Regions from separate parts of the Homo sapiens genome. Here regions 1 and 3 are each linked to region 2. Evidence: read pairs that join two places in POLR2A ChIA-PET (ENCODE). Cell type or tissue: GM12878. All regions are shown on one strand. Links, peaks and the distances in the headings refer to the core of each region. The heading gives the core; the rest is flanking DNA. Region 1 has its middle 12 kb from the start of WDR33. Region 2 overlaps WDR33 (WD repeat domain 33). Region 3 overlaps MYO7B (myosin VIIB).

Region 1 (6,156 bases), core at 581-5,580, 73 kb before region 2:
GTCCCAGCTACCTGTGAGGCCAAGGCAGGAGAATTTCTTGAACTCGGGAGGTGGAGGTTGCAGTGAGCTGAGATCATGCCAGTTCACTCCAGTATGGGTGACAAAGTGAGACTTCATCTATAAAACAAAAAAAAATGGGTTGCTGCCTCCACAGTGAAGTGCAGAAGGTTTTACAGATGAGCTTAAGGAGGTGGTGTTTGATTTACATAGGACACGAAAGATTGGTTGGAACAGGTGTTCCATTTGCATAGCATGTGAAGAAGCTGGCCACCTCCACCCTAATCTTTTATTATGAAAATAGGTGCTCTACCTGGCCGGCACCATGTTGCCTGTTCCTTTACTGTACATGTGGTAACAAAGAAAAGGAAGACGGCGCTTCCATGTTGAACATACCTGGCTTCCAGGTAGCCCTTTTCTATTGGCACAGTTGCCAGTATTCACCTGTGCAAGCTTCTAGCTTGCTTATCAATGTCTGCAACTCGCTTTTTCAGGCTGCCCTTTGTTAGAAAAGAAATGATTTTGTGGGTGCTTTTTGTTAAAAGGAAAGCCTTTCCAAGGATTCCTTTCCCCTCACTATCTGCTTAAATAATTTCTTCTAGATCCTGTATCATATCTCCCCCCTCAGGAGTGGTAACCCTAACTGTTGTTAGGGGGTGTTGGATGACAACCTTTTTTTTTTTGGCTACTTTCTGCTGAAGAGGCACATCTCGTGGGGAACAGCATCTAGGGCTTTTCCTGGGGTTGATTTAAGGGTCCTCGGAAGAAGGGCGTGTCCATATGTGGTTCCATCTGCAGCACCATTTGGAGTTCAATTGCTTCTAGGCAATAAGAGACAAATTTTACACTAAGGTTTAGAATATAGCATTTATTGTGGCCGGGTGCAGTGGTTCATGCCTGTAATCCCAGCACTTTGGGAGGCCAAAGCAGGCAGATCATGAGGTCAGGAGATCGAGACCATCCTGGCTAACACAGTGAAACCCCGTCTCTACTAAAAAATACAAAAAAATTAGCCAGGTGTGGTGGCAGACACCTGTATTCCCAGGTACTCGGGAGGCTGAGGCAGGAGAATGGCATGAACCTGGGAGGCGGAGCTTGCAGTGAGCTGAGATCACGCCACTGCACTCCAGCCTGGGTGACAGAGTGAGACTGTCAAAAAAAAAAAAAAAAAAAGAATATAGCATTTATTTATTTTTATTTTATCTTATTTTTCATGGGTTTTTTTTTGTGTGTTTTTTGTTTTTTTTCCAGACAGAATCTTGCTCTGTCGCCCAGGCTGGAGTGCAGTGGCACAATCTCGGCTTGCTGCAACCTCTGCCTCCTGGGTTCAAGCAATTCTCTGCCTCAGCCTCCTGAGTAGCTGGGATTACAGGCACCCACCACCATGCCCAGCTAATTTTTGTATTTTTAGTAGAGACGGGCTTTCACCATCTTGGCCAGGCTGGTCTTGAACTCGTGACCTCGTGATCTCCTTGCTTTGGCCTCCCCAAATGCTGGGATTACAGGCATGAGCCACTGTGCCTGGCCCAGAATATAGCATTTAAATATGAGTATTAAAATTTCCACTGTTGGCCAGGTGTGGTGGCTGACGCCTGTAATCTCAGCACTTCAGGAGGCCAAGGCCGGCAGATCATCTGAGGTCAGGAGTTTGAGACCAGCCTGGCCAACATGGTGATACCCTGTCTCTACTAAAAATAAAAAAATTAGCTGGGCATGGTGGCGTGCACCTTTAATCCCAGCTACCCGGGAAGCTGAGGAAAGAGAATCACTGGAACTCAGGAGGCAGAGGCTGCAGTGAGCCAAGATCGCGCCAATGCACTCCAGCCTGGGTGGCAGAGCAAGACTCCATCAAATTAAAAAAAAAAAATTACCACTATTATTGGGAGTACTATAGACTACAACCATGACAGTAGAGTTTGATACCTGCTAGCCATTCTGATGGGTTATACTACTGGTTTCCTTTCAGCAGGTGTTACTGTACTTTATCAGAAGCATTAATATAAAAGTCACATTTTTTTTTTGAGATGGAGTCTTGCTTTGTCGCCCAAGCTGGAGTGCAGTGGCATGATCTCAGCTCACAGCAACCTCTGCCTCCTGGGTTCAAGCAATTCTTCTGCCTCAGCCTCCAGAGTAGCTGGGACTACAGGCATGCACCACCATGCACAGTTAATTTTTGTATTTTTAGTAGAGATGGAGTTTTACCATGTTGGCTAGGCTGATTTCGAACTCCTGACCTTGTGATCCGCCCACCTCAGCCTCCCAAAGTGCTGGGATTACAGGCATGTGCCACCGCGACCGGCCTAAAAGTAACATTTTTTTAAGTGGATAAGTGGCATTGGATTGGGTGGCTAGAGTAACTTTATTTTTATATTTTATTATTTTATTTTTATTATTATTCTTTGAGACAGAGTCTTACTCTGTTGCCCAGACTGGAGTGCAGTGGTGTGATCTCAGTTCACTGCAACCTCCACCTTCCAGGTTCAATCTATTCTCCTGCCTCAGCCTCCTGAATAACTGGGATTACAGGTGCATGCCACCATGCCTGGCTAATTCTTGTATTTTCAGTAGAGATGGTGTTTCACCATATAGACCAGGCTGGTCTCAAACTCCTGACCTCAGGTGATCCACCTGCCTCGGCCTCCCAAAGTGCTGGGATTGCAGGTGTGAGCCACCGTGCATGGCCAAGGGGACTATTTTTAAGACAGACTTCACAAGCATTAACAACCTGTTTGACTGTTTTTATTAAGCTCTCTCCTGAAAAAAAACTCTGAGCACACTGGTAAGTTTTATCCTTTCCCAAGTGAAAAGCTTGGTGAAGAACTTTAAGGACTTTCCACTGGCTGGAGGCTGGCAAGTGGAGCTTGCTATCCTCTGACTGTAGCCATCCTGAGGGCTGAAAAGTTTACCCTGGAGAGATGGCCTATTCTATCTCTGCAGGGGAGTACTGAGGCTTAATTTCTCTTATGGAGCCTTCGCAGATGAGAGGGGCTTCAAGTGTGTTGATGCTCTGAGGCTTCCTTACTGCTGACTTGGCTGCCTGATGAGCTAACTTGTTTCCTTCAGCTATTTAATTTGTTCCCTTCTGGTGTCCCTTACAATGCATCACTGCTACCTCTCATGGAAGGAAAACTGAGGATAATAACCTGTTAATTTCCTGGCAGTATTTTATAGGGGATCCATTAGCAGTAAGAAAGTGTCTTTCCTTCCAAACGGCAGCGTGAGCATGAAGAACTAAGAAAGCATACCTGGAGTCTGTAAATGTTAACTAGCTTTCCCTTGCTTAATTCAAGTGCTGTTGTAAGAGCTATTAGTTTAGCTAGTTGAGTGCTTGGGCCTGGAGAGAGGGGTACACTTTTAATAACATCATTCAGAGTGACTGCTGCACATCCTGCCTTCTGGACTCCCTGCTTCAGAATGGAACTTCCATCCGTGAAGAGGGTACAGTCTGGATGAATTGGGACTACAGCCTCATTAATGAGGTGAGGTTCCTGAACTAATCTCCATTCCCCACTGGGTTTTTGCACTCCTAATATTGGGGTGCAGGACCTTAACAGTGCAGGACCTGTTACAGGGTTTCAGGAGGTCCTACATCTTTAGGTTCATAATGGCTTCTAGCACTTTCCTAGCTTCTGGCTTTAGGGGATCTTGTTTCTGGTTAGGAAAAGAAGTAGGAGCCTTATGATGGATCCGAACTGGCCTAGTAGTTAATAGCTTGACCTATTTTTCCTTGAGTTGCCCACACTTCTGGATTAATATTAGCTTCCACCAGGGGGAAGAGTTTGTCTGGGGCTATAAGGATGCTGGCCCCCATGCAAGCTAAAATGTCTTTACCTAATAAAGGAGTGGGATTTTTCAGGCATAATTAAAAAGGCATGTGTAAATAATAGGTCCCCCCCAACTACAACGAAGGGGTTGAGAAAAATATCAGGTTAGAACCTTTCCTGAGACACCCATCACAGTTGTGCTACGGGAAGAGGGGAGTCTTGGATTAAAGGGAAGATGAGAGAAGCTGGCTCCAGTGTCCAGAAGGAGGTCACCCTCCTTCCTTCGATTTCCAGAATCACCTGGGGCTCCTGTGCAGTAATGGCAGTTCAAGCTGCTGGAGCTGGGGGTTTGAGCTCCAGGACCAGTTAGTCCTGTTGGACAATCTGTGAGACTGGTTCTGAACCCAGTGACCTCCATCTCCAGGGGCAGTCCAGTTTCCAGTGGTCTCTGCCACAGACTGGACAGGGTCAAGGTTGCTTCCTCTTGTTGCCTGGGCACTCCTTCTTAAAGTGCTCTGACTTGCCACACCAGTAGCAACTAGTGGATGCACCTTGGGGATCCTGGACTTTGCAAGCCCGCAGAGCAGCTACTAGAAGCCTCTGTCTTCCTCTTGTGTTTCCTTTCTTTATCTTGGGCGTCCTCCTGGTCTCTTTTATAAAAGACCGAGGTGGCCTCCCTCAGGAGGTTTTCCAAGGTGCTATCTGGTCCTATAGCCTGCTTCTGCAATTTCCTTCTAATACTGGGAGCTGCCTATATAATAAACTTGTCCTTGAGGATGAGCTGTTCCTTGACTGAATCAGGGAATAAAGAGATGTGTTTTATTAGTGCCTCTCTCAGCTTTTCCATAAAGGCTGTGGGATTCTTATCTGGCTTTTGGTCTAACATGCACAGTTTAACTAAGAGGTTTGGTCCTAGGTTTTCATAGGCCCTCCAATATGCACATTGAAAAGTGTTTCCTTTTCCATTCTGTGGAATAGAAAAAGGGTTCCATTCTGTGGAGTTATTGGGGTTCCAATCAGGGTTGTCAAAAGGTACTGCCTCTCTTCCCATTGGGAATTATCGTTCCCCTATTTCTTGACTTTCCCTATTTACTCTTTTCCTTTTTGGCCTACTATAGGAGACATATTGCTCATCTCTGAACTTATCTGCTGCCTGGAGAGCTGCCTGTTTTTCAGCTGTGATCAGGTTTTGGCTTAAGAGCAGCATAACATCCCTCCATGAGAGGTAAAATACCTGAGTTAAGTTTTGGAAAGCTGCTACTTATTGGGATCTACTTATTGGGATCATCAGAAAATCAGCCCAAGCCTCCCTTTATTTGCCTAAAGTCCTGCAATGAGAAGGGAACTTGAACCCTAGTGGCATTACCTCCATTGGGCATTTCTTGTAGGGGTAAGAATGAAGCTGGGGGAGTGGAGAGTTTTAGAGATAGTGGAGCTGGAGGGGCTGATGGTGCAGTTGGAGGGATCCCCAAATAAGGAGGGAAAAAGTGGTTCATACACTGAACAGCTGCCTCAGATGATTCCCCTGGAAGTTGCTTCTCTAGTTTTGGGGATTCATTCCCTTTGGGCCTGCCTGATATGACTGCTAAAAGAGTGGGGTCCATTGTGTAACACCTCCAAAGGTCTAGTAAGGCCATACCCTTGTGCAAAAGAAAATGAGCCACCACGTTTTTCTTCAAAGTCTTGGGGTTAAAGGAGTCGCAGTGCTTCAGTATGCACTCCAGAGGAGTGCAGGCCAAAGATGGTCTGTTACCCATTGAAAAAGAGAAGCAAGAAAAAGGTGTTCCTTTGGTCTCCTTCCTTTCCTTTGGAATGGCCCAGGGTGGATGAGAAGACAGTGGGGTTGTTCCCCCAACTGTTTTTCTTCCTTGGTTCCTGAGCGCTGGCATCCATTAAAGGTGCTGCCTGTGGATGCAGACTTGATCCTCAGCCATGGAACCGGAGGAACTAAGCGATTAGTATTAGTCACGCTCACCCATGCAGCTCCAGTCCTCCACTTGTGATTTTCCTTTGACTTCTTAGACTTGTGTGATCCATGTGATTCTCTGATAAATGGATCTTGGGAAAGACTATGTAACAGTTGCTTTTGGGCAAGGCCCCTTAATGGAGGGAGTGTGCTGGTTTGAGCTCTATAAATAGCTATTATGTCCTGGACTAAAGTATTTATTCTTGCTGGGCATGGTGGCCCACGCCTGTAATTCCAGCACTTTGGGAGGCCGAGGTGGATGGATCACCTGATGTCAGGAGTTCGAGACCAGCCTGACCAATATGGTGAAACCCATCTCTACTAAAAATACAAAAATTAGCTGGGTGTGGTGGTGGCTGCCTGTAGTCCCAGCTACTCGGGAGGTTGAGGTAGGAGAATCGCTTGAACCCGGGAGGCGGAGGTTACAGT
Region 2 (6,156 bases), core at 570-5,569:
ATTCAACAGATATGAACTTAGAATTGGTCTTTTTGAAGTCCTTTAAAAGGGCTATGCGTGGTGGCTCATGCCTGTAATCCCAGCACTTTGGGAGGCCAAGGCAGGTGGATCACTTGAGGTCAGGCATTTGAGACCAGCCTGGCCAACATGGTGAAACCCCGTCTCTACTAAAAATACAAAAATTAGCTGGGCGTGGTGGCACATGCCTGTAATCCCAGCTTCTCGGGAGGCTGAGGCAAGAGAATTGCTTGAACCCAGGAGGCAGAGGAGGTTGCAATGAACCGACAGTGTGCCATTGCATTCCAGCCTGGGCAACAAGAGCAAAACTCCATCTCATAAATAAATAAATAAATAAATAAAGTCTTATAAGTGGATTTAAATAGTTTATCTTAGTTGTTAGATGCATCAGATAATTAATGATGACACGCTGTGGCCAATGTGCTATCATTGGTTCTTTTGCTGATAAAAATTTAGAAGACATGACCTCTTCCCTTTAGCACCATGTCCAACATTTTCCTAGTTATCTTATTTCTTCAGAAATGTTTTGTGGATTGATGAAATACCATATCAACCAGGAATGCTGTTTTACATTGACAGTGAGTAGTCTTCACAGCTCATAGCAGCAGGCTGCTGTCATTGGTGCCTAGACTGTTTCTTTTTTTTTTTTTTTTTTTTTTTTGAGACGGAGTCTCGCTCTGTCGCCCAGGCCGGACTGCGGACTGCAGTGGCGCAATCTCGGCTCACTGCAAGCTCCGCTTCCCGGGTTCACGCCATTCTCCTGCCTCAGCCTCCCGAGTAGCTGGGACTACAGGCGCCCGCCACCGCGCCCGGCTAATTTTTTGTATTTTTAGTAGAGACGGGGTTTCACCTTGTTAGCCAGGATGGTCTCGATCTCCTGACCTCATGATCCACCCGCCTCGGCCTCCCAAAGTGCTGGGATTACAGGCGTGAGCCACCGCGCCCGGCCGGTGCCTAGACTGTTTCATCAGGACAGCATTTAGTTTTTTGGGGGGTAAGAACAGGTTTTATCCTGCTGACCAACCTTAAGCACAAGAATTAATCCCTAACTCCATTTAGTGATAAGGAAGTTGGATGAACAAGTGATAGCTCTGGTAAAATGTTATTTCTTTTTGCCATCTTGGATGAGTAATGTGTCAGCAGTAAGGTAGGAATCTTGGGGCAAATGTACTATACATATATTTTTGTTGCAGTAGACAAGATTCAAATATAGAAATCTAATGTCTTGTTTGGACTCTCCTTGTTACCCTCTGCGTCCACCCCGTGAAACTTGTCAGTTTGACCAAACGGACTAGCTGACTTTGGGGACTTGACTTTGGGGACTTACTGCGTCCTCAGAGTCTTCCGTGTAGTTTGTTGGAGGGTAGGAGCCGAAACCTTACCTGTGACATAGCAGATGTGGGTCTGATTGAGTGACTCTAAGATCAGAGAGGTGGCATCTGGAATAAAAAGAGCATTTTAAGTTTAGTGATTTCTGAACTAAAATCCTGCTCCTTTCTTGAGGTCGTATAGTACAGCACTCAGTTTTAATGTTCTTTCTGTAGAACCTGAATATTAAATACTTCAAAACTTTGGTGGTGGTAATATTAAAAAAATTTTTTTGCAATAGTTAAATCAGATCATTTCATTTCCTGAAATCTATGCAAATTATTCCATTTGTATCTTTTTTAAGTGTATTCTGATTTTAAAATTTATTATTATTTTTCAGAGACAGGATTTCGCTCTGTTGCCCAGGTTGGAGTACACTGGCATGATCATAGCTCACCATAACCTCAAACTCCTGGCCCTAAGCCATCCTCCTGCCCAACCTGTTTTTTTTTTTTTTTAAATAGAGCATCTTCACTCTAAATATCAATATTATTATTATTATTATTATTATTATTATTATTATTATTTTGAGATAAGGTCTTGCTCTGTCACTCAGGCTGGAGTGCAGTGGCATGATCTTGGCTTACCGCAGCCTCCACCTGCCAGGCTCAAGTGATCCTCCCACGTCAGCCTCCTGAGAAGCTGGGGCTACAGGTGCATGCCACCATGTGTGGCTAACTTTTGTATTTTTAGTAGAGATAGGGTTTCACCATGTTGCCTAGGCTGGTCTTGAACTCCTGGGCTCAAGTGATCCTCCCGCCTCTGCCTTCCAAAGTACTGAGATTATAGGCATGAGCCACCGTGCCTTGCCATCAATCTGATTTTTTAGAACATTTTTAGTTTTACAGTTTTTAGGTTTTAATGTGCCATGCAAATGTAAGTTCCCAAGGGTCTTCTGGGTGGAAATGTTTATTAAAACAAAAATTTATCAAGAGTATTCACTAGACATTTTGTGTAGTTTTTTAAATTCTAGCAGGTGAATCATTAAATCAATTACTGTAAAATACCTTCAGTTTTTGAATTAGCTGTTTTATTTATTTTTACATTTTAACCTCTGAAAGAAATAAAATTAGCTGTTTTAAAGATAGTTTTTTCCATATGTGTGTATATATATGTGTATATATATGTATGTATACATATATATGTATGCATACATATATATGTATGCATACATACATATATATATATATATATATATATATATATATATATTTTTTTTTTTTTTTTTTTTTTTTTTTTAAGATGGAGTTTCACTCTTGTTGCCCAGGCTGGAGTGCAATGATTACAATCTCGACTCACTGCAACTTCCGCCTCTCGGGTTCAAACAATTCTCAAGTGCCTCAGCCTCTCGGGTAGCTGGGATTATAGGCACGTGCCACCATGCCTGGCTAATTTTTGTATTTTAAGTAGCGATGGGGTTTCACCATGTTGCCCAGGCTGGTCTCGAGCTCCTAACCTCAAGTGATTCATCTGCCTCAGTCTCCCAAAGTGCTGGGATTACTGGTGTGAGCTACTGTGCCTGGCCTTCCCTTATATTTTTGACTCAAAAAAAGTCTGTTCTCAGCTGGGTGCGGTGGCTCATGCCAGTAATCCCAGCACTTTGGGAGGCCAAGGCAGGCAGATCACTTGAGCCCAGGAGTTTGAGACCAGCCTTGGCAACATGGCAAAACCCCATTTGTACAAAACAAATACAAAAAGTTAACTGGGTGTGGTGGCGTGTGCCTGTGGTCCCTGATACCAGGGAGGCTGAGGTAGGAGGATCTCTTGAACCTGGGAAATCTGAGGCTGCAGTGAGCCAAGATTTCGCCACTGCACTCAAGCCTGGGTGGCAGAATGAGACCCTGTCCCTCCCTCCCCACAAATGCCTGTTCTCCTACAATGAGAAATAAGCTGATAACATTTTTGACTTAAGAAGAAGCAGATATTAGAAATTACAGCCTGTGAGAGAATGGTGTGAACCCGAGAGGTGGAGCTTGCAGTGAGCTGAGATTGGGCCACTGTACTCCAGCCTGGGTGGCAGAGTGAGACTCCGTCTCAAAAAAAAAAAAAAGCCTGTGAAATGAAAGGTATTTGAAAGACTCAGTATGATGGAGAGTTTCAGTTCTTGCTGACGAGAAACACTGAGGACTGTGATAATTGTAAAGGTTAAGGTTTGGCACAGTTGCTGAGGGCTTGTCTTGAAAGAGGAAGTAGTCAACACTATGGCATTTCTTTTTTTTTTTTTTTTTGAGGTGGAGTCCTACTCTGTTGCCCAGGCTGGAGTGTAGTGGCACAATCTCAGCTCACTGCAATCTCCGCCTCCCTGGCTCAAGTGATTCTCCTGCCTCAGCCTCCCGAATAGCTGGGAATACAGGTGTCTGCCACCATGCCCAGCTAATTTTTGTATTTTTAGTAGAGACGGGGTTTCACCATGTTGGCCAGGCTGGTCTCAAACCCCTGACCTCGGGTGATCCACCTGCCTCAGCCTCCCAAAGTGCTGGGATTACAGACACGAGCCACCACACCTGCCCTTATGGTGTTTCTTCATCATCATTTTATTTATTTTGTTTTGTTTTATTGAGACCGTTTCACTCAGTCACCCAGGTTGGAGTGCAGTGGCACGATCACAACTCACTGGAGCCTCAACTGCCTGGGCTTATGCGATCCACCTGAGCTTTCTGAGTAGCTGGGACTGCAGTTGCATGCCACTATGCCTGTCTAACTTTATTTTATTTTTAATAGATACAAGATGTCACTATGTTGCTTAAGCTGATCTCAAACTCCTAGGCTAAGAGATTTTCCCATCTTGGCCTCCCAAAGTACTGGATTACAGGCGTGAGCCACCAAGCCCGGCCACATTTTTGGTTTTGTACTTGTAGATATGATTAATACTTATAGAAATTTTAAAAATCTTTCATCAAAAGAGTGCATATGAAAATCTTGCTTTATTTTCTTCTCACAGCTAACATACTATCCAGATAATTCCAGTAGTTAAGGTGAGCACTTTTTTTTTTTTTTTTTTTTTTAAGTTTCAGCTACCTAGGAGGCCCTGTTAGGAGGATCACTTGAGCCCAGGAGATCGAGACAGTAATGAGCCATGCACCACTGCACCCAGGCCTGGGTGACAGAATGAGACCCTGTCTCAGGAAAAAAGATATTACTCACTTTCATGTTTTCCTTATAGCTTCAGCTTTATTGTTGATGAGCATTTTCCTGCATCCCTTGTTTAAAGTACCTCTAAATCTAGACATAACCCAGATACTTGGATGTGCTGCCGCCAATTGAAATGATCCTTGATTAACTCCTGCTTATTCTCTTGATCAATTTGGCTGTAAAAGCTTCTCCTCTGCTTTAACAGTTTTTAATGCTTTTTACTTTACCTGAGCCATTTAAAACATTTTACCATGGTCTTGACATTAAAAGCAAAACTGAAGAAATCTTACACCAGCATCATCCAAAGCTGCCCTCCCTGTGAATTATAGTTTTAGAGTCATTTTCTAAGCCTAGAACATTTAGTCTATTTTCATTTCACTGTTAGTATTTACAAGTGTGAATACCCTTCAGTTAAAGACCACTAGGAGTACACCTGTCATAGAGCAGGTTGGATTTATTGCTCATTGCAGCAAAGAACACAGACCGCAGGGAACCATGGGGTGTCCTAGTAACAGGGTGTTATAATGTATTATAGGATTTGGGCTTTGGATAATTTTGGGGGGAAGGTCTAAGGACATGAGGGCTTGCTCTAGATAGGGTGCTGTCGGAAAACAGAGGCAATTCTATGATTGGGTATCAACAGATCTTATAGAGGGGGTCAAGTAGATTGAGGTTAAAGCTGTAATTGGTGAAGAAATAGCTGTCACTCATTCAGCAAGAAAGAGAATTTTGTATTTTGTGGGTTGTACAGTGACCTAGTTTTTTCTCACTTTGCCATGGTCTTGGAGTGACTACTTTTGATATTGACGTTCAGTGAGATTGTCCAACAGGAGCGTGGAATGTTTAAGCTGTACATGTCAGAACAGTTTGTAGTAACACCAAGGCTTAGCTTGAACATCAGATTAGTTCTCAGAGGTCAGGGGCTGCTGCTTTTTACTTTCTTGAACATATTGAAATCCAGACAGACTTGAGGTCAGGATTTAGTAGCAGCGACATGCTCGGCAGGCACAGGTTGGAACCAGCTGAAATGATGCCAGCAGTATGTTTTTACAAAACGGAGCAATTGGGGAGAATTTGGTGGCATGTTAACCAGCATTAGACAAGCAGGATACATTATAGGCAAAAGCAGCCTCTTCAGATAGTACCACTAGTTTTGCCACTGGCGTATAGAATTTTCCCATAGAAATAGAGAATGTCATCATGTATCATCATTGAAATCTTCATAGTTGCTTTTATGCTAACGTTGAGTGCTCATGGGAACCTCAAAATCTTTAAATAAAGGTTTTAGATTGTAAAAGTTTTTACTTTTTTTTTTTTTTCGGTAGAGCAGCGGTAGCCCTAAAATATTGTTGATTTGGACCAAACTGAGGATAAAATGTTTTCAGAATAAGATTTTTCTCCTAAAGACTATTTCACACAGAAATATTTGTTCATTTTAGGTTTTAAACACTGTATGTTAAACTGTTGTTTGTATTTTATTTATTAGGTACAGTACATAATTTCGTATGGAAAAAACAGCATATTCCAGAGTTACCACAGATTTCAGGATTGGTAGATAAATACCATTTGTGCCTGTGTCTAAATTGTGTAGATGCCAGAATTAATTTTCATATAATTTAGACACATAGATTTGTGGTG
Region 3 (5,546 bases), core at 547-5,546, 190 kb after region 2:
GGTGTGTGCCATGGAGTAGGGAGAGCTCTCATCTCGCCTGATCTTGCAGGCATGCTGGTGGGGAGCAGTTCAGGGAGATGCCTGGAGGTGGTGCCTGACCCCTCTGCCTCACCTGATGATGCAGCACTGGTCCCTCTTGTTCCTCTTCATGCTGAAGTAGCAGTTGTTGGCGATGGCAAAGACATGCGGGGGCAGCTCGCCCATATGGCGGCTGTAGTAGAGCTGTACCTGCTCCAGGGTGTAGAGCGGCAGCACCTGGAACGGGTTGACGGCCACCAGGATGGAGCCTGTGTATGTCTGGGAAGGAAGCAGGTGGTCAGTGCCCTCTGCCCCTGGCAGAGGTACTCGGCCCTGGCCTTGGCCTTGGCCTTGGCTCTGGCTCTGCCCTCGGGGTTATCAGGGCCACTGACTTTGGTGGGGAAGTAGAATCTGATTCTGGGCCAGGGAGATCAGACATTCAGCTGCGCAGATCTCTCCTCTGGGAAGATGGGATATCCACCAGGAAGGTGAGCTCCCAGGGAACATATTTCCAGGAAGATCAAATGTTAACTGTTTTGTACCCTGCCTGGTATTTAGAAGGGGCTCGATAAAAATGGACTAAGTATGAAATGGGTTTTCACCTGCATCCCGCAGGGGCTTTCATATAGGCTGGTCAACAACTGGGCCTCACGGACCCCAACCCCAAATTCTGTGTGCCCCTGGGACCTCCGCCCTGGATCAGCTGCCCATCTGGAGCCCCCACCCAGCCCCACTGCCCCTCAGGGGGTGCGGCAGGCAGAGCCTGCACAATAAGCCACATGACCATGGTGTCCTGGTTTTCACTTTAGGAAAGGAGAGGACGTGCCCTCTGGCTTCAGGCTGTGCCACCAGATGAGGAGTGCAGGCAAAAGCCCTTTGGAAGCACAAGCTGCTTTCCTCTGAGCAGCCCAGAAGGGCCAGTCAGAACCAAGCTAGCCACCCCTCCAGACCAGAGAGGCCCAGGCAGGCAGTGGCTTCTGCAGGCCACACCTACTTAGGCCGAACTGGTGTCGGTTTTGGAATACCACCTCCCCTGGAAAAATCTGCATTGGAACCAGGATGAGAGCTTCAGGCTGGAGTGAACCTCCATCCAGGCCAGGTTTGCACGGAGGGCCCACATCCATCCCCATGGCCCCCTCGTCTGGTGAATCAGGACCTTGGGATCTGGGCTGTCACGGGCCTCACTCTTGGGAGGCCAGGGGCTTTCTGTCTAGTGACTCTGTCTCTACAACATGCCTGGGAAGGAGAGGGCAGAGGATGATGGCCACCTGATGGCCATCTGCAGCCCTCACTGAGCAGAGACTGTGCCAGGCACTGTGCTGTCACTCTACGCATTGGCTTCCTCCCCTCCAGGGTGGGATCACCCTCCTTGTTTGGGACTGGGCAGCAGAGATTGGGAAAAGTTAGGCACCTCGCCCACCTCCCTCAGTGAGGGCATGGGGGGCAGTGCCCCCTGTGCATCATTTTCTTCTCCCTGTCCAGGAGGTTGGCACCTGTGAGGGGCTCCCCTGTGGACACAGGGCTGGGGAGACTCACATAGATCTTGTGCTGCTGGTAGCGGATCAGGAGGTTGTGCACCATGCCTGCCTCGTTCAGGTCCCCCAGGCGGATCATGTCGTCCACACCCTGGACTGAGTTGGGGTGCATGGGACTGAGGACACCAAAGTCCTCTGCTCGGATCCAGTGTTCCTGGAACAATGGGTGCAGACTCCCCTGAGGGGTGGCCTCCATCCCCATGGCCAGCCTGCCACACCCTCCCCTCCAAGTTCTCAGCAGCAAGGTGACCTTCCGGGTCATGGATCAGCTGACCTGGGGCAGTGGCCAGCCTCCGGCCAGGGTCAGTCTATGACAAGGGTCAAGAGACTCCTGTGGCAGGATCCGGTCCATCTATGGCTGGGTCAGCATGGGTCTAGGGCCCAGGGTTAGGGCGTAGCTGGGGCTAGGGCTGAATTTCAGACCAGGGACAAAGGAGCTTATAGCCAGAAGTTAGATTTAGGGTCAGGTTGCAGCTGGGAGCCTTGCAGGTTGTTGGAATAAGACTGTGCAAGTAAAAGCTTTTTTAAAAAACTACAGTGTCACACAAATAGAAGATATTGTTATTATTTTACTGACTTCCATCATCTGGAACTCACAGGCCACAGCCTAGAAACTTCTCCTTGGAGGCTAAGCCTGCAGCACCCAGCTGAGCACAGAGGACAATCTGAGGAGCTAAGTGACCGGCTGGACACTCCATTGTAAGCCCTTCCCTGCTCACCACCTAGCTGGCCCTGACCCCTCTGGTGGACGAGCTGGTCACTCCCGGGCCACTCCAGCTTGCTGGCCTCTTACTTGTGCATTTTGCCCCGTCCTGCCCCTCCACACACCTTCCTCACCCACCTTTCCCCCTTGCCCGTTTCATTTTGCAAACTGGCTTTCTGCCCCTCTGGCCCTTCCAGAGCCCCTTTCCCACTTCCCACTTCCTTCTTGAAACGTTCCCCAGGACACACAGGCCATGTTCTCCATGGCAGGACTCCACCGTGATCTGTCCTGCCACCCAGGTCCCCACTTGGCCTTGGAGCCCCTGGTGTTGGGGAGAGGCTCCACAGGGCGGGGAGGGCTCCAGGGCCCTGGATGTGAGGGCAGGGCAGGGCCCAGAGGAAACCCCAGAACACTGACCTTGCCCTCGTCATCTTCAACCAAGACTTTGCCTGGCTTTGCCTCTTTGATGATGCCCCCGATGGCCACGCCGGTCTTGTGGGTGGAGGGAGGCTCCAGCCACACGTGGTCACCCTGGAGGGCAGACAGAAGACAGTGGTGTGATCCCCGCTCTCTCTTCCCCTCCCTGCTGGATACTTACTTCTCTTCGGGGCTATGCCTTCCAGCCCAGAGCTCCCAAGGTGGCTGGAGCTTGTCTCTCCTTTCCTCTCCTCCCCTCTCCCATCTCTCTTTCTCCCTGCTCACTGGGCAGGTACCAAGCGCCTGTACAGCTTCTCTCCATGTCTTTGTCTTGTCTGGGACAATAAGCTGACAAGAACAGGAGCTCTGGTCTCACCACAGCACCTCTCATAATGAAAAAGAAACTTGGCTACTATTTAGGAAGGTGGTGTGGCTGAGTGGTTAAGAGAGAAAGTGCTTCTCAAGCTTGATGACGGTAGCAAGAGTTGCATCCTCTCAGAAATCACCCACAAGCAATAGGAGGATGAGAAACAGAAACGAGCACTAGAAGACGCAGGAGGAAGCTGAAAAGGTGGCCCCAGCTGTAGGTTCCAGAAAGAGAGGGCAAAGTTCACTTCTCCAAGGCAGGAGCCCATCCTGGCATGCAAAAGCAGCATGTCTTGCTGCAGCAGTAGGAGCAAGGGCACAAGGTGGCAGGCGGAGCTTGCCTGGCCTGTCTTGGTTCTAGGAAACACCATATTTGCAGGTCTTCCATATTTGCAGGAAGCAGTCTCTCTGTGGGGTGGGAAAAGAGAAGTCTTGCCCTGTGAAAAGCTCTGCAGTACCCAGATCTATTGGGTGGGAGAAGCCACTACTAAAAATTCACATGTGAGATTTCTGCTAGCCTGCACTGTGGCATTGACACCTCATGAACCTCCTTCTAATCCAAGAAAGCTCACCCCATCTGAAGAGAAGTAATCCAAAAGGAACCAGCACAGTTCTGTGTTCGGAGGTACTGAAACCCAAGAGGAGGAAAGGAGCAAATAATACTCAGCAAAAGAGAAATAACTGCCACAGAGCAGTAGGAAGTTGTGACCAAGTATTTCACCATAATTTACAAAAACTGACCAAAGAGTAGGTCAGAGGCAAAAGAGCCCAGGAATTAGATGGGGGACAACTGAGAAAAAGGATGAGACATGAGTTGGCAGAGCCGAATGAAAAAATTGAGGAAATGAAAGAAATGCAGACCAGAATGAAAGCAAAATTGGAAACAGCAGGAGAACATACCCTGATTATAAAAACATGGGAAGAATCATAAAAGGTAGGAAGGAGAAAAGTGAGCAAAATGATATAGAATTTGTTAAAAAATTAGAATTAGGGGCTGGATGTGGTGGTTCACACCTGTAATCCCAGCACTTTGGGAGGCCAAGACAGGCCAGGAGTTTGAGACCAGCCTGGCCAACATGGAGAAACCCTGCCTCTACTAAAAAAATGCAAAAATTGGCTGGGTGTGGTGGCTCATGCCTGGAATCCCAGCACTTTGGGAGGCTGAGGCGGGCAGATCACAAGGTCAGGAGTTCAAGACCAGCCTGGCCAACATAGTGAAACCCCATCTCTACTAAAAATACAAAAATTAGCCGGGTGTGGTGGCAAGCACCTGTAGTCCCAGCTACATGGGAGGCTGACGCAGGAGAATTGCTTGAACCCGGGAGGCAGAGGTTGCAGTGACCGAGATCATGCCACTGCACAACAGCATGGGCAACAGTGCAAGACTCCGTCTCAAAAAAAAAAAAAAAAAAAAAAAACAATAAAACCCCACAAAAATTAGCTGGGCGTGGTGGTGGGCGCCTGTAATCCCAGCTAATCAGGAGGCTGATGCAGGATAATTGCTTGAATCTGAGAGGTGGAGGTTGCAGTGAATTGTGATCGTGCCACTGCACTCCAGCTTTGCTGACAGAGACTCTGTCAAAAAAGAATACATAAATAAAAAATAAAATAAAATTAGAATTAGGAAGAAGATCGCTATAGAAGATGGGCAAAAATACAAGTAAACCTCATTATATGGACTGAATTGTGTCCCTCCAGAATTCATATAGTGAAGCCCCAATTCCTGACATGACCATATTTGCAGATAAGGCCTTCAAGGAGGTAATTAAGGTTAAATAAGGTCCTAAGGGTGTGGTCCTAATCCAACAGGACTGGTGTCTATAAAAAAGGAAGAGGCACCAGAGTGAGATGCATGCACGCTCTCTCTCTCTCCCTTTCTCTCTCTCTCTCTCTTTTTCTTTCTCCCTCTCCTCACCCCCAAGCACAGAAGAAAGGCCATGTGAAGATAAGATGAGAAGACAGCCATCTACCAGCCAGGAAGAGAGGCTTCACCAGACACCAACCCTAAAGGCACCTTGACCTTGGACTTCCAGCTTCCAGGACTGTGAGAACGCAAATGTCTGTGGTTTAGGCCATCCAGTCTGTGATACCTTGTTATGGCAGTCCAAGCCCCAGTGAAGTCAGACAGTCCGGCTGGGTTCTAATCTCTACTCTATATTACAGGAGTTATACGGCCTTGGGAAAGTCACTTAACTGCTCTGAACCTTAACTTTCTTATCTGTTGAAAGGGCCCGCTTCACAGGGCTGCTGTGAAGATGGAATGCCCTATGGCAGGGACCCCGCATAGTGTCCAGCACAGAGGGCACCACAGAGGGCTCAACAACCACATGGGCCCTCTGAAAGACTTATTCATTAAAAACATGACCACTCTGCACTTTGGGAGGCCGAGGCGGGTGGGCAGATCACCTGAGGTCAGGAGTTCGAGACAAGCTTGGCCAACGTGGTGAAACCCTGTCTCTACTAAAAATACAAAAATTAACTGGGCATGGTGGTGGGTGCCTGTAGTC

What was found. ChIA-PET counts read pairs that join two places held together with the same protein. Peaks named below come from ENCODE experiments on the same cell type or tissue, not always from the same donor. Only the 100,000 strongest peaks of a DNase experiment are listed, where the experiment ranks them.
Region 1: POLR2A ChIA-PET joins it to region 2 with 7 read pairs; 11 of 35 experiments call an interaction of 5 or more read pairs at or near these places.
Region 3: POLR2A ChIA-PET joins it to region 2 with 5 read pairs; 2 of 35 experiments call an interaction of 5 or more read pairs at or near these places.

Annotation. Positions count from the first base shown.
Region 1 is chr2:127,819,815-127,825,970 of GRCh38, reverse strand. No RefSeq gene overlaps it. Among named protein-coding and RNA genes, the nearest start is that of WDR33, 12 kb to the right of the region's middle. RefSeq lists a silencer at 5,590-5,790. In GM12878, for the core only: no CTCF peak of the experiment used is centred there; no DNase peak of the experiment used is centred there.
Region 2 is chr2:127,747,120-127,753,275 of GRCh38, reverse strand. All of the region lies in intron 7 of WDR33 (WD repeat domain 33), which reads left to right. Among named protein-coding and RNA genes, the nearest start is that of SFT2D3, 49 kb to the right of the region's middle. In GM12878, for the core only: no CTCF peak of the experiment used is centred there; DNase peaks (open chromatin) are centred at 2,711 and 3,505; H3K27ac peaks cover 834 bases.
Region 3 is chr2:127,561,394-127,566,939 of GRCh38, reverse strand. MYO7B (myosin VIIB) reads right to left here. Exons shown (of 48, transcript NM_001393586.1): 3 at 2,674-2,787; 4 at 1,555-1,707; 5 at 113-297. LOC105373609 (a long non-coding RNA gene) reads left to right here. Exons shown (of 3, transcript NR_132317.1): 2 at 2,153-2,252; 3 at 4,962-5,546. Among named protein-coding and RNA genes, the nearest start is that of MYO7B, 28 kb to the right of the region's middle. RefSeq lists enhancers at 2,835-2,934, 3,245-3,294. In GM12878, for the core only: no CTCF peak of the experiment used is centred there; a DNase peak (open chromatin) is centred at 3,159; H3K4me3 peaks cover 634 bases; H3K27ac peaks cover 1,450 bases.